2 separate regions of the Homo sapiens genome follow, and region 2 is linked to region 1. Evidence: chromatin contacts called from ENCODE Hi-C or POLR2A ChIA-PET data. All regions are on one chromosome and are shown on one strand. Each heading gives the region's core, a stretch centred on a gene start or an enhancer-like site at or near the end of the contact. The rest is flanking DNA. Distances are from core to core; before and after follow the strand shown.

What was found. Hi-C counts contacts between places; a loop is a spot of excess contacts on that map. ChIA-PET counts read pairs that join two places held with the same protein, here RNA polymerase II (POLR2A). Pooled maps may share reads with other maps.
Region 2: a loop to region 1 is called in a map of CD14-positive monocyte, with 2.0 times the contacts of the local background. The contact joins the enhancer-like site here to the promoter of MIR223HG in region 1. A Hi-C loop is called at or near these places in 6 of 168 maps with a recorded cell type or tissue (B cell, CD14-positive monocyte, CD4-positive, alpha-beta T cell and 3 more), 23 of 37 single-sample maps with no recorded cell type and 11 of 50 pooled maps. POLR2A ChIA-PET finds 5 or more read pairs at or near these places in 4 of 52 experiments (OCI-LY7, activated B cell, activated CD4-positive, alpha-beta T cell and 1 more).

What each region holds. Positions count from the first base shown.
Region 1 is chrX:66,014,192-66,016,891 of GRCh38, forward strand. It overlaps MIR223HG (MIR223 host gene), which reads left to right and starts at 1,270. Exons shown (of 3, transcript NR_170299.1): 1 at 1,270-1,360.
Region 2 is chrX:65,687,168-65,689,867 of GRCh38, forward strand. All of the region lies in intron 1 of MSN (moesin), which reads left to right. Among named protein-coding and RNA genes, the nearest start is that of MSN, 21 kb to the left of the region's middle. RefSeq lists a silencer at 1,358-1,407. Within about 2 kb of position 1,349, at least 4 of the 41 ENCODE cell types and tissues checked have a DNase peak (open chromatin) inside an H3K27ac peak, as active enhancers do; they include CD14-positive monocyte and OCI-LY7, where a contact is called at or near this core.

The DNA.
Region 1 (2,700 bases), core at 20-2,519:
TATAACCTGAAAGCATTGCCCCTCCCATCCTTCATGCCATCAGAATTCATGGTGGAGGGCACTGCATGATGGGAATTCATCATCTTCCTGGCTGTTAGTGGGGACTTCCAGGAGACTGCAAACATGAGGCATTAAGAAACCATCCACCTTCTTTTCACACCTTTCATGTCCCTCATTAGCCTGAAGGTCACAGTTGAACTTAGGGGTCTGGCACTAATTTTTCTTTCTCAAAGTCAACTACTTTCTTCTCCCTTCCTTGTAGCCAATGTGGGAAAGTAGACGAAAACCTCAACATTTGGAGTTAGACCTGAGTGAAAAATCTGCCTTCTCTATTATTTTCTAGTTTTGTTTCCTTAGACAGGTCACTTTATTTCTGTGTGCCTCAGTTTCCTCACCTATAAATAAGAATAATAATACCATACCAGAGAGTTGTTGAATAAATTAGATAATACACATGAAAGAATATCATAAGTACTCCAATAAATGTGAATTTCCTTATTTATTTCCTTCAGCAAGCCCCAAGATGACAGAATGTGGCTTGTGGTCATAACTGTGCCCCAGAGCCAGCTTCATAGGCATATGACTTGTACAGCTTCACAGGGCTCCATGCTTAGAAGGACCCCACACTTAGTTTAATGTTCTGCTGTCATCATCTTGATATTCTTAATTTTTAAATAAAGGGCCTATCGTTTTCATTTTTTACTGGGCCTTGCAAATTATGTAGCTGGTTCTGTATGCCAGGAGAGAAGTTGGAAGTAAAATGGTATTCCAGGACCAGGAGGCATTCTGGCAGAGTGAAAGAACATGTGATTTGGAGTCCATGGGGATGGGTTTAAATTTCAGCTTTCCACTAATTTGCTTTGTGATACTGAGTATTTCCTTTTATCCCTCAGAGGCTCTGTTTCTCAATTTTGACTACGGGTTTTTTCATTAGATAATGTCTCAGTTCTGGTATTCCAGGTTTCCCTCAATTATTCTGGGAAAACCTCCTTGACCCACAGGCAGAGCCTAGGGCAGCCAGGTGCTTTCTACTCTCTCTCTCTCTGCAGCTTGGAAAGTTAGTGTCTGTTGAAGGTCAGCTGGGAGTTGGTGGAGGCAGGGCAGTGGCCTGCTACTATTGCTGCAGTAGCAGACCCTTTCACAACAGCATTGTTTTGTCATTTTGCATCCAGATTTCCGTTGGCTAACCTCAGTCTTATCTTCCTCATTTCTGTTTCCTGTTGAAGACACCAAGGGCCCTTCAAAACACAGAAGCTTCTTGCTCACGGCAGAAAGCCCAATTCCATCTGGCCCCTGCAGGTTGGCTCAGCACTGGGGAATCAGAGTCCCCTCCATGACCAAGGCACCACTCCACTGACAGGTATGGTATCCATTTGCCCTCTCTTCTTGGATTCTCAAGCTGGGGCAGAGTCCATGGCAGCCAAGGGTGGCTTGGATCTGCCCATCCCATTCTCTTCAGACCCTCCTCAGGGATTAAGGTCAAAGGTGGGAGGAAGAAGGCTTCCATTGGCCTTTTATCCTAGAGGTTCTAATGGAGGGGAAAAGGGGATAGGATATTTTCTATCCAATCAGGATGTTTAGGAGATAGTCACATGGAAGTGGAATGGCCTTTGGACCCAGGAGTCAGGAAACCTGAGTAGCAGTCCTGGTTTTACCATTTACCCAATGTGTATCTTTGGGTAAGTCCTTTCTCCAATCTAGGACACAGTTTTTTCACCCCTTTTGCAAAATAAAAAAGTAAAAAGAGGAAAAGAATGATTAGATAGATGCTGTCTAGAGACCCATGGTTATTAGATTCCTAATTTTCATGATTGTCAGCCCTCTGTCAAGAAAGAAGATGAGAGTAATCTTTGCATATGTAACTGTGGGTGGGGCTGAACACATTCAAGAGGAGAGTGCTGGTGGTAATCCATATAGCACTCTCTGAGAGGCATGACTCAAAGATGAAAGCCTCTTTTCTAGTCCAATCTTTGACTCCTAGAGATTCAAAATTGAAAGACTCTTAGAGACTAGGTACATATGGAAGAAACTGAGGTCCAGAAAGAGGAAGAAAGGGACTTGCCCAAAGTCATACAGAGAATCTGTAGCACAGCTGGGTCTGGGCTCCCAGGTCAGTCCTCTTTTTGCTCTATCCTAGGAGGACTGAGACATCAAGCAGCAGGACCTGTCCTGTAACTGACCCAGGACAGGTCCTGCTCATACTAGAGGCAGTCTGGGATTTTTAGGCATGGTCCTGAGGACTTCTTCTTTTCTTCTATTTTTCTTTCAGGTACTTGGCTCACTCTGAGTGTTCAGAGATTCCTAGACACCTACTTACCCCTAATTCTTCTGGTCTATTCCCTCCAATTCCCTCCATAAAAACTGACCCATCCTTTGCATCAACAATAGTGGCTTGATGACGCTCTTCAGTAGAGGATTTTGCATTTCATATGGGGAAAAATGATGTTATTCTAAGTAATATAACAGACCAAGAGAAGAGCTTTCAAATTCCCTTAATATCATCCCATATAGATATTTATGTCTTCTTTCTATGGGTCTGGTGAACATTTCTCAACTGAATGTGATTTTCTTACATACACTCCATTGGAGAGGCATACCAGTCTAGTTTCAGCTCAACCACTAACTCCTTCCATTAATACTGAAGCAATGTTGTCTATAAGGCTCCACAAATTTCAAAGTACTAATAATTTTTAGCCCCTT
Region 2 (2,700 bases), core at 99-2,598, 330 kb before region 1:
AACCCCGTCTCTACTAAAAATACTAAAAAAATTAGCTGGGTGTGGTGGCGAGTGCTTATAATCCCAGCTACTCAGGAGGCTGAGGCAGGAGAATCGCTTGAATCTGGGAGGCAGAGGTTGCAGTGAGCTGAGATTGAGCCACTGCACTCCAGCCTGGGTGACAGAGCGAGACTCTCTCAAAAAACAAACAAACACACAAACAAACAAACAAAAAAATCCCCTCTCTTCTCAGCTACCTGTGGACTGCCTGTTCTAAATAATGTGAGCTCAGGGAATACAGGCTCTTCTGATAATCCAAATAACACATAATTAGTTATGCAAACGTGTCCTAAAAGTTTCCAGGGTGAAGTGGTTAGGTTGCTGTTGCTGAGTAATCCATAGAGTATTACTCTTATGTTGATGTGGGTAACTGACCTTAACTATAAGGAAAATGGTGAACTTTGCACTCTGGAGCAAGGAAAGTGATAGGCTTCTACTTCTCAGGTCATTTGTGCCTTCACTGACCATCCCTCCAGCTGTGAACTCAGGTAGAGGCAGCATATTTATGAGAATCGGATTAGAAAGGAGGCAATCCTTCAAAGATCGGAGGTTGAGAAGACATGTTTGAGTGTGCCCTGCATGGACTTTTATTCCAGGGAGAGTCGAGTAGTTCTCCCTTCATCACACTCTACTGAGATTGTCCTTTGGCAAGAAGAACCAAGCTTAAAGAAAATCTTAAAAGAGCCATTAGGAACCTCTTGGGGCAAGTTCTTCTGGAACCTCTAGCTGCTTAACATCCCAGAAAAAGAAATTCTAGGGTTAGGAAGCTGGAAAGGATTTATAATTTTAGGGGATAGCTGCCCATTTTCCAAATAGTTTTCTGTTTAAAATAGCCAAGTCAGATGCGAATTGAAGGAATCTCTTGACAGGTTGGCTGGCATTGCCCTGTAATTTTTTTCCAGTGTCCAAGTAATGATAATTCTCTATATTTGTAACAAGTTTCATAGTTGTAAAACTCTTTTTTATTGTTATTACTATGTCATTTGATATTCATCAACTCTCTACAGTTGGCAGGTTAGGAATTATTATCTTTTTTAAAATTATTTTTTAAAATAGAGACAGGGTTTCACTGTGTTGGCCAGCCTAGTCGCGAACTCCTGGGCTCAAGAGATCCGCCCACTTCGGCCTCTCAAAGTGCTGGGATTACAGGTGTGAGCCAACACACCCAGCCAGGAATTATTATCTTTACTTTTACATAAGGGAAAACTGGGGCTCATAGACTTTAAGTGGCTGCAAAAATTACTCAGCTAATGAGTAATGGAGACAAGGCTTGATTGGGAGACAGAAGACTTTGGTTTTCGACTATGCACGGGGTGGAGTGTGGGAAGGGAAGGCAGTGTTGTTTCATAAAGGCCTGGACTTAAGCTCTGGTCATGGTTAGGTCAGAGTTCTGAAGCTAGAAAGGAAGTTTCAGCTTTAAACATTTGGCCCTTCCCCCGTTCCAGTGGTTGCCCAACCTCTTTTCAGTCTCTCTTCTAAATATTGTAAGTCAAGACTAATGTTTAGAGAGAGAGCACTTGGGGGCTGTGTGGGGATGGCCACCTGTTATATTTGTGTCCTGCCTACTTGGGGCCTGGCCTGACTCTGGTTTTGCAACTGGCTTCCTGTGTAACCCATTCTTGGTAGTGTCAGACCACTGCCTTCAAGGCTAATTGTGCTTTCCACCTGGTTGAGCCAATAACTTATTTTGTTTTGCCATGCTCCTGGACATATGGGAGTTGCTTATTAGTAGGTGAGAATTGTTTGGGGGCTGCTTAGACCTAGCTAATGTAGAGTCTTGTTTGTACCTTGGTGGGAGCAAGAGCATCAATCCAACTTTTTGTTGAGAGGAAGAGGTATTGGAGAATCATGGAAAAGGCACTCTTTTTTAGTTGAAGAGCTGTTGTTTATGCTGGGCCTTGCTGTTAGCTTTCCAGAGCAATCTTGACCAAGTCCTTGCTCGTTTTTGGGCCATAGCCTGTTCCACAAGAGGTTGGTTTGGCTAACCTCTGAGGGCTATTTCCTGCTCTGAAACTCTGATTTATTCAGAAATGTTATACTCCCCTAACAATGGAGGCTGGTCTGCCCTCCCATGGGTACGGGAATGGTGGCACACATCTCAGAAATGGTTTTGTTCTGTGCGGAACTGAGCCAAATGGACAACTCTACCAGCTCCAAAAAGTTGGAAGTGGTCAGCTGTGTCTGAATTTTGTAAGGGAGCATAACTGGGTGGAGGGGTGAACAGGCATCATTAGAGGCCGGATGTGGATGAGGAGGGAAGAAGTGCCCTGGAGAGGTAGTTCATAGAGAACCCACCAGAAACAGGTGATAAGCTGACATCATGAGGTAGATGGTTTATCCCAGTCTGTGGCCAGGTAGTTCCTGGTCACAAGCAGTTGGTACGCCCTCAGGAATGTGATACCATCACATGGGAATGTGTCACTAGAGCAGCCAAAAGGCTGTGGATGCAGGAAGAGCAGCTCTCTCTTGTCACCATTCCCTCTGTGAAGGGTGGGAGATTCTTAAAATTGGGCCATAGAGACCATATGTGGCAAATGAAAAAAACAATTCACAATGGCAGATAGGACTGGTCCTTTAGAGAAAGGAAAAGTTGTAATGCTTGCCTGATGTCAAAGCATGTGGGGTTGGATTTGCTAGTTCCAATACATTTTAATTTTTTTT